2 separate regions of the Homo sapiens genome follow, and region 2 is linked to region 1. The links are chromatin loops, found by intact Hi-C in ENCODE. Cell type or tissue: heart left ventricle. All regions are shown on one strand.

The links. Hi-C counts contacts between places; a loop is a spot of excess contacts. Peaks named below come from ENCODE experiments on the same cell type or tissue, not always from the same donor. Only the 100,000 strongest peaks of a DNase experiment are listed, where the experiment ranks them.
Region 2: a loop joins it to region 1, with 2.1 times the contacts of the local background. A loop is called at or near these places in 15 of 110 quality-filtered maps.

The regions. Positions count from the first base shown.
Region 1 is chr1:9,480,376-9,485,375 of GRCh38, forward strand. No RefSeq gene overlaps it. Among named protein-coding and RNA genes, the nearest start is that of LINC02606, 54 kb to the left of the region's middle. RefSeq lists a silencer at 2,461-2,661. In heart left ventricle, no CTCF peak of the experiment used is centred here; DNase peaks (open chromatin) are centred at 2,586 and 3,026.
Region 2 is chr1:9,193,593-9,198,592 of GRCh38, forward strand. No RefSeq gene overlaps it. Among named protein-coding and RNA genes, the nearest start is that of MIR34AHG, 14 kb to the left of the region's middle. RefSeq lists an enhancer at 4,435-4,955. In heart left ventricle, CTCF peaks have their summits at 3,043 (motif pointing left) and 3,242; DNase peaks (open chromatin) are centred at 2,659, 3,049 and 4,373; H3K4me3 peaks cover 1,545 bases; H3K27ac peaks cover 213 bases; H3K27me3 peaks cover 1,213 bases.

The DNA of each region.
Region 1 (5,000 bases):
CACTCCATGCCCCTTGGAGCTGCTGGGCTTCGGAGCCAACTATCATATTTAACTTCCCTGGACCAACTCCACTCCACACCCAGCTCCTAGAATTCTTTTTTTTTTTTTTTTTTGAGATGGAGTCTCTCTCTGTCACCCAGGCTGGAGTGCAGTGGCGCCATCTTGGCTCACTGAAACCTCTGCGTCCCAGGTTCAAGTGATTCTCTTGCCTCAGCCTCCCTAGTAGCTGGGATTACAGGCATGCACCCCCGACCCGGCTAATTTTTGTATTTTTAGTAGAGACAGGGTTTCACGATGCTGGCCAGGCTGGTCTCGACTTCAAGTGATCCACCTGCCTCAGCCTCCCAAAGTGCTGGGATTACAGGCGTGAGCCACCATGCCCAGTATTTTTTTTTTTTTTTTTGAGACAGAATCTCTCTCTATCGCTTAGGCCGTAGTGCAGTGGTGCAATCTCGGCTCACGGCAACCTCTGTCTCCCAGCTTCATGTAATTCTCCTGCCTCAGCCTCCCAAGTAGCTGGGATTACAGGCAGCAGCCACCACACCGGGCTAATTTTGTATTTTTAGTAGAGATGGAGTTTCACCATGTTGGCCAGGCTGCTCTTGAACTCCTGACCTCAGGTGATCCACCCGCCTTGGCCTCCCAAAATGGTAGGATTACAGGTGTGAGCCACCACATTCAGCTCCAGCCCTTAAAATTCTAATAACCTAGTCTCTCCTAAGACTTAGCCTAAAAGAACGAACAAGCCTCCCTTTCCACACTGTCCTGGGGGAAACCACCACTGGCTGAGTGCCAGCAGGTGCTGGCCTCTCTCCTGGGCTCAGCAGGGCAGGTCCTGGCTGGCCCAAAGCTTCGTCCTCTGGAAGCCTCCTTCACCATCCTGTCGTACAAGCACCTGCTCTTCCCTCCCTGCCACACGCTCGCTTTGGGCTCACTTGGCCAACCTCCAAGTTCCCAGCCAGACCCAGCAGCCGTGCTGGTCAACCCTGGAAACATGGACTCTGCTTTGAAATTCCTTTGGAAATTATGGTCAAAGTTTCCTTCACAGGGACTCATTTTTCCAGGAACATTTTCTACCAATTTGGGGAAGGTGGGGTGTCTCATTCGTTCATTCATTTACCCAGAGCCTACACTGAGCCAGGTGCTCTGCAAGGTAATGGACGGGGCACAGATATTTCAGGCAGTGCCCACCCTGGACCCTATAACAAAACGGCCAGGTGCTAGAAGAGCAAATTCATAAAGTGCTCTGGGAACAGAGAGAAGGAGAGAGCCAGGGTCCCTCTGAGGACCTCCCTCTGTTTATTTATGTCACAAAAACGCGTAGGAACATTCTGTGCCACCATTGTTTTGCAGTGTGCAAATCTGTGCAAACCTGCCCCCAAAGTCCAAGGGAGCTGAGAGGTGGAACAAAGAGGCTGATATATCATTTCTCAGAAAGGAACTTTTTTTCTCTGTCTTCGAGACAGAGTCTCGCTGTCACCCATGCTGGAGTGCAGTGGCGCGATCTTAACTCACTGCAACTTCCCCCTCCCGAGTTCAAGTGATTCTCTTGCCTCAGCCTTCCAAGTAGCTGGGATTACAGGCACCTGCCACCACACCTGGCTAATTTTTGTATATTTAATAGAGATGGGGTCTCACCATGTTGGCCAAGCTGGTCCCAAACTCCTGACCTCAAATGATCTACCTGCCTCGGCTTTCCAAAGTGCTGGGATTACAGGCATGAGCCACCGTACCCAGCTTCGGAAGGGAAATTTAATAGGGACTTAGGAACAGAAGCCATCATTTCAGGCGGCTGCAAGGCAAGATGATGGATCCCTACGCCATTCCCTCCCAGACCCAGGGCTTATACACCAATAGGGAAGCAATATATAAGACAATTGTAGAGAAAGGTAAGCATGCCAAGTGAATCTGCCTAAGGGCAGGGCTTATGGTCTAGGTTGTTCTGGGACTGGGTGTGGTGGCCCATACCTGTAATCCCAGCACTTTGGGAGGCTGAGGTGGGAAGATCATTTGAGACTAGGAGTTCAAGACCAGCCTGGGCAATATAGTGAGACCCTGTCTCTATTTATATTTTTTTAATATATTTTTTCAAAAGGTTATTTTGACCTAAAGGCAGGATTTACCGAAAGTACATGTTCTTACGCAAGAGCAGTAGACAAAATAAAAATCTCAGAGGCGTTCCTGGAACTGGTGATAATCAGAAGTCAACACAGCGGGTTAGTGTCCTAGACAGGTCTGCTTCGGCCTGCACACAGGCATTGTTCTAAGTATGTTCCAGATGCTAAGTCGCTTAATTCTCATAAAGGCTTTACGAGGCAGGCACTAGTATTACCACATTTTATAGATACAAGGGCACAGAGAGGTTAAGCAGCCTGCCCGGGTCACACTGCTGCTAAGTGGCAGAGCGACATTTGTACCCCAGCACTCAGGCTCCAGGCCCTGCTGTTAGCCACCGACAAGGCTGCCTCTGCTGATGGAGGGGCTCTCCAGCTGAGCAAGGGTGGCCAAGCCTGAGCCAGCTGCTGGGACACTCGGGAAGTGACACAGGCATATCTTCACACCAAGGAGCACACTGGGAGCACCCTGCTCAGCCAAGCAACCCTGAAGTCAGAGGCCGGCCGAGCCAAGGGGCTCCAAAGGGAGCTATGAACTCCCGGGCTGGACCGCTCTGTCTTTGTTCACAGCCTTCAAGGGAGAGCTCCAAGGACCATGTGAGTCCCTGCAGGGGAGCCATGGGAGGTGGCCTCCCCTCCCCAGAAAACAAGGTTTGGTGCCTGCCCTTGAGTGAACAGTTCGTCCCTGAAGGAAAAACAAAACAATAACATTCAGCTCTGGGTAAAAGATGTTCCCACTGCTACTCCACCAGGGAGAGAGAGTGCACTCATGAGAAGGGCTCGCTTTTGTAGGAGCAGGTACATCTTTTTCCTGGCCTGGAGCCCGTTACAACCACGTCATAAACGCCATGCCAGAGAGGGTGCCCTGCACTGGCCCCACACGGCCCACGTCACCTCTCCCAGAGGGCTGGAGAGCGAGCAGCGACATGGGAGGCTCCGGCAGGTCCTGGCCTTAAGGGTCACCGGCTCCCTGTGACAGCTGACTCCACTCCTGGGAAGAGGAACAGGAGAAATCCTAGAACCAGGAGCCGATCCCATCCACGTGGTCTCTGCCCTCAGAAAGAGGCAATGCTGGAGAGAGGCATCCCCCTCCAGGATGGAAACCACAAGAGCCCCAATTTCTGTCTGTCCTGTTTGCCACTGGGTGTCTAAAATACCACTGGGTGTCTAAAATACCATGTCACAAAGCCTCCACAATTTTTCTCTAAAGGATTCGATGTGAGAAGCTTAGGCTTTGCAGTTCACCAGTCTCAGTGCAAATCCTCCACTCTGCCATTGGAGAGCACACACTGCCTATAGCTTCTGAACAGATGAAGCCTTGTCCCAATCAAACCTTATATATGGACACTGAAATTGGATTTTCTTTTTTCTTTTCTTTGAGACAGAGTCTCACTCTGTCATCCAGGCTAGAGAGCAGTGGCATGATCTCAGCTCACTGCGATCTCCGCCTCCCAGATTCAAACAATTCTCTTTCTCCTGCCTCAGCCCCCTGCGTAGCTGGAATTACAAGCACCCACCACCATGTCCAGCTAATTTTTGTATCTTTAGTGGAGACGAGTTTTCACCATGTTGGCCAGGCTGGTCTCGAACTCCTGACCTCAAGTGATCTGCCCACCTTGGCATTCCAAAATGCTGGGATTACAGGTGTAAGCCACCAAACCTGGCCTGAAATTTGATTTTCATATCATTGTCAGATGTCATGAACTACTACTCCTCTTTTTTTTTTTTTTTTTTTTTTGAGATGGAGTCTTGCTCTGTTGCCCAAGCTGTAGTGGTGTGATCTCGCCTCATTACAACCTCCGCCTCCTGGGTTCAAGCGATTCTCCTGCCTCAGCCTCCCGAGTAGCTGGGATTACAGGCATGTGCCACCACACCCAGCTAATTTTTGTATTTTTAGTAGAGATGGGGTTTTGCCATGTTGGCCAGGCTGGTATCAAACTCCTGACCTCAGGTGATCTGTCTGCCATGGCGTCCCAAAGTGCTGGGATTACAGGCAGGAGCCACTGCGCCCAGCCATGAACTATTGTTCTTCTTTTGATTTATTTTCCCAACCATTAAGAAAAGTATAAATTTGGCCGAGCGCAGTGGCTTAACCTGTAATCCCAGCACTTTGGGAGGCTGAGGCTAGAGGGTTGCTTGAGCTCAAGAATTCAAGACCAGCCTGGCCAACATGGCAAAACCCCATCTCTACTAAAAATACAAAAATTTAGCCCAGCATGGTGGTGTGCGCCTATAGTCCCAGCTACTCAGGAGGCTGAGGCAGGAGGATCACTGGAGCCCAAGAAGCAGAGGTTGCAGTGAATCAAGATCGCGCCACTGCACTCCAGCCTGGCAACAGAGTGAGACCCTGTCTCAAAAAAAAAGTAAAAATCGTCCTTTGCTTGCAAGTTGTACAAAAACAGGCAGCAGGAGGGATTTGGCCTGCAAGCTATAGTTTGCTGACCCCTAACCCCTGATTTTGTGGCCACAGCCCCATGGGATCAAACCCAAACAGAAGGCTCCCAGTGCTCTGCCAATCAGGGATCCCCTGCCCCTCTGCATGGACCCCCATCTAACAACTGCAATTCTCAGTTTGCGCCTCTCCTGTGGGCTCTCGGGATCACCTTGCCCCTCACTTTCCAGCACTCACTTGTTTTCTGAGACTCAGTTCCCGTGTCTCAGGCTCTGGGAGCCCTCTCTGGATACCCTGTAGGGTTCTGATGCACCTCTCTTTACTGCCCAAGCCCCAGCAACTAACCCCTCAATGAACTTGTTGCCAAGTCTGATGGTGGCGGTTTGTTACTCAGCCTCCTCCAATGGCCCGGAAGCTACTGGAGGGCCAGGCGTGGGGCCCTCCAGCTCCCTCTCCCAGTGCTTGGAACGTGGTAAATGCTCTGTAAGTGCTCG
Region 2 (5,000 bases), 290 kb before region 1:
AACGTGAGACACACAGGCCACCACCATGTTTTAGGGGACCTGGGATTTTGCAACAGGAAGAAATAACAGGTTAGAAAAATGCATGCTTTAAAACATTTAAAATTTAAAAATAGAATGCTTTCACACACACACACTGCAACACAATATAATTGTGCCATTTACTAGTAATGATATAAACATATCTGAATGCCCCTTTGAACACAAAGCACAGCTAAATGCCCCACCTCCAGCAGACAGACCCTGAAGCAACACACCCCCAAGAAAACAAGTGACAGATATATATGATAGATAGATAGATAGATAGATAGATAGATAGATAGATAGATAGATATTATTTTTTTTGAGACAGAGTCTGGTTCTGTCTCAGAAGGGTCAGGTTGCCCAGGCTGGAATGCAGTGGCATGATCTCGGCTCTCTGCAACCTCCACCTCCCTGGCTCAAGCTAGCCTCCTACCTCAGCCTCCCAAGTAGCTGGGACGACAGGTGCATGTCAGCATACCCAGCTAATTTTGGTAGAAATGGAGTCTCACTATGTGGCTCAGGCTGCTCACTACGAGCTCAGAAGAGCTCAAGCAATCCACCCACCTCGGCCTCCCAAAGTATTGGGATTACAGACATGAGTCACCATGCCCGGCTGTAAGTGACAGATATTGACATAAGCCCTGCAATAGGAATCTGAGACCCAGGATTGGACAGGTCAACTAGCAATGCTTCTAAATACAAGTGATCTGGCAAGCTGGCAAAATGTCTGAGTTTCATTCTTTACCTTAGGTCAAAGTTTCATTCTTGATTTGGATCAAAGGGGAAGGAGAAAAAGGCACAAACTGAACCATCAACTCTGTCACCGAAAAGTGGTCCCCTGGATCTTAGTGCTTTGCCACCTTCTTGCCACCCCTATAGTAAAATGCTTTTTTATTCTTTCTTTAAAAATTTCTGTTATTATTATTTTATTTAAATGGGGTCTTGCTATGTTGTCCAGGCTGGTCTCCAACTTCTGGCCTCAAGCAATCTTCCCACTCCAGCCTCCCAAAGTGCTGGGATTACAGACGTAAGCCACCATGTCCAGCCATGATTTTTAAAGGCAGGCATACTTTATACTTTTTGTACACACTTACAGCTCTGATTCTTTTTTTAAACATATTTATTTATTTTTGTTGAGATGAGGTCTCGCTATGTTGCCCAGGCTGGTCTTGAACTCCTGGGCCCAAGTGATCCTCCTGCTTCGGCCTCCCAAGTAGTTGAGATTACAGGTGAGAGCCGCCATGCCTGGTTCAGGCTCTGATTCTTATGTCAGTGAATGCCCAGTAAATTATTGTTGGCTTGAACTGAATTATCAAGAAGGTGCTATCAAGAATTCTTTGAGCCAGGCACGGTTGCTGACGCCTGTAATCCCAGCACTTTGGGAGGCTGAGGCAGGCAGATCACTTGAGGCCAGGAGTTTGAGACTAGCCTGGCCAACATGGTGAAACCTGGTCTCTACTAAAAAATAAAAAAATTAGCCAGGCATAGAGATGCACACCTGCAGTCCCAGTTACTCAGGTGGCTGAGGCAAGAGAATTGATTGAACCCAGGAGGCGGAGGTTGCAGTGAGCCAAGATCACACCACTGCACTCCTGGGTGACAGATTGAGACCCTGTTTCAAAAAAAAAAAAAAAAAAAAAAGAAGTAAAGGAAAGGAAAAAAGAAAGAGAAAAAAAAAGAAAAATAATTCTTTGGCTAGGTATGATGGCACTTTGGGAGGCCGAGGCAGACGGATCGCTTGAGCCCAGGAGTTCAAGACCAGACTGAGCAGTATGGCAAAACCCCGTCTCTACAAAAAGTACAGAAACATAGCCTGGGGCGGTGGTGGGCGCCTGTAGTCCCAGCTACTCTGAAGGCTGAGATGAGAGGATTGCTTGAGCCCAGGAGGTTGAGGCTACAATGAGCTGAGATCACACCACTGCACTCTAGCCTGGGTGACAGAGCAAGACCCTGTCTCAAAAAAAAAAAATTATTATTTGGGAGATATAATTTTACATCATCAGAGGGTCAAAAAAAACCCTCTATTTTGCCTATTGGCCCCATTTGAGATGACCCTGGTGAAATTTCTCAGCTAACTTTCTCCACCTCTGTCAAGTTGACCGAGACACCACCTAAATCTCCATGAAGGACCTGGCAGCTTTCCGGCTCTGCAGCATTTTCCCGACAAGTTTGCTGCGCACACGCGGATGCTGACAGCACAGTCTCATGCTTGCCTAAGCCAGAGCACCACCCTCTAGTGTGACACCGTGTGATCTCTATTTTACCATGCAGAAGAGAGGTCATCTCCTGGTACAAGAAAATGGGCTGTCTTCTGGATAACCGCAGCAATTCATCTCTGAGTAGCTGAAGGTCATTAGTATGCATTATACAAGTGGAACCATTTGAGAGAAAAGAGGGAACTCACTGGACACAAAAGTGCACTGAGACTGTGAACAGCAAGTCCCGAACAAGGACACAGAGATAGATCCCAAAGGGAAAGGCTGGAGGGGGAAGGATGCGACCCAGCCGCAGTGGCTGATCCATGAGGGCTCCTGTCTGGGTTCGTGCTGCCAATCAGTAGCATTCCCCAGGCAAGACGTGGGCGCCAGGCCTGACTTGAAACCCAAGGTTGGCTTCAAGATCTTGCAGCTGGATCAGAATGCTGAGTTCATCGTTGCTGGTGGGCCGCCGTCACCTCTCCTTAGCCCCCCTGTTGAAGGATGGCCGGCCCCTCCTGGGAAAATTGCTACATTTCCTCAGATAACAGATGCACACATGACTAATCAGGCCTACCCTAAGAAATGAGAGCCAGCAGCAGAAGCCACAGCGCACACTCTGTATTGTGAAAATGGAATGTGGGATGACCTAGGAGATGACACAAATGCCGAACGGCGAACTTTCTGTTTCTATGAGTCTAATAATGAAAAACTTTTCTGCCTGAACCCGTGGGATCGAATAAAATGAAAAACCCCATTCTGCAAACCACTGCGCCCCATGGGAAGCAGCTCGGTTTCCTTCCCGTGTCGTCGGGAGCCCTCTGATGGAGGAAGCCTAAATTACAGCGCTCATAACCTAACAGGCAGCCGCCGGGCTCAAGTGCCCCCTGATTTTCCAGAATCGAAAAGAAGAGGAACCATAAAAGAAGCCGAATGTTTTCTCCCCCTGGCACTTTGCCCAGTGACAGTTGTCAATCAGAGGTGCTGCAGACCGACTCGAAGGCAGCGTTCAGTGCCCAGGCACACTGCCTGCTGCCGTTGGTTCCTCCCATGGTTCTCAGGGCGCCAGGTCTCTGTCAACTCCCAGCCCCCAGTTTCCTTACCTTGTCCTACTGCATCTGAGTCAGGATGCCTGATGGGTTGAGCGCTGATGATCTCATCCGTGTCCCACATGTCCCAGGGAATCCCAGGTCTGCCCTGAGCTTCCTGTGTCCTTGGGAAAGTCGGTTAATCTCTGGGCCTCACTGTCCTCATCGCTGAGCTTGGGGACTTGTAACAGATGATTTCTAAGTATCTTCCAGCTTTGAATAGAGCATTTGTCTTGGGTGGCCAGGCTTAAAGTTTAAAGGCATAAAAGGAAAATGGGATCTGATCTTTAATCAGAACTGCTGAGAATGAGAAGCGCAGAGCAAACTACCGACTGCATTGGGTGAAAAGTGAAAATGGTCGGTGGGGAGGTGCCACGGTCAGGATCTGAGGCGCTAGGATCTTGCCAGTGCCTTGGCGCCTTTCTCTGCAGTCCCCGGCCTGCCTCCCTTCTGCTCCCTCTCTTCCGGAGTCTGGTGCTGCCAATTTGCCAGGTGAGCCCCGCCAGCGTCCCATTGCCGGTTCTCGTGGCCCTCACCTTTTCCTTATACCTTCATCCCTGCAGGAGTCGCAGGACCTCAGCTGGCCAGTTGGCTCTGCCTGGAAGGTGCAGGTCTTGTCCTTGTCAGGGAGACTGGCAGCCGCAATGCTGTGCCTGTCCCAGGCTGAGCAAGAGGCTCCTGGTGTCGATTCTGGAGCAGCCACAGGCCTCAGCAGGCCCCCAAAAGTGATGACATCAGCACAGTACTGCACCAGCTCTGAGGGCCCCACTGCCCCTGCCATCTCCTCCTCCTCTCCCTCTCCAGTCTCCCTCTCCTCCCAGCACAGTGCAGCCTCCAAGGGCAGCCTCCACGGTGGAGATGCTCAAGCTAAAGCATGGGGACAGGAAAAAGCAACCACCAGGGTGGAGGGTCTCCCAGGGGAAGCACAAGGTCTGGGACAATGAGAGGCATCAGTCACCGAACCATCTCACAACTCGAACAACCCCAGAAGAGCGGGCTGGAGAGTGCAATGTGACATCACTTCCCATCTTGCTGGGAGACAGGGCTTTTGCCAAGAACGGGCCCCTGGGGATTCATCGGGCGACATTTTCATGCCACTGGCATAAATAAAGACTTGTACCAAAGGCTGCCATTCTGGGCAGAAGGTGCTGTCTAGACCCCCTTAGGGCTGCCCTCTCTGGCCCCAGGCCCCTGGCTCCTACCACCTAAGCCCATCACATCACCCAGGAGGGTCGGCAGCTGCTGGCCCCCACCCACATTCGCTGGCTTGGTTTTACTCTGCAGGGGAAGCTGGACTTCCTCCACATCCAAGTTCAACTACATGACATCAGGAACACAGCCTTTCTCCCGACACCTTCGAGCCTCTATTTGTCTCCAGTAGCTGTCCCAGAAATCATGGGTGGGAGCATTCAAAAATGTGGTTCCAGAGGTCCCCTTGCCCTAGCCCAAAAGGCTGCCTGAGCTGGGGATCCCTTCCTTACCCCCCAATCCGAAAGGCAGCCTGGCCTTCCAAACTGGAGTCCGTGGTTCAGAGTAGGAGATCCACAGTCAGGGCCCGGGACACGGCTTCCCCTGGCTGGTCTCAAAGTCTTCCTAACCCTCCAGGGGTCCGTCCTGGTCTTCCACGGAGTTTCCCAAAAGCGCGCGCCACACTTGGTGGGCGCTCAGCCCCGAAGCGCCTGTGAACACCGCCCAT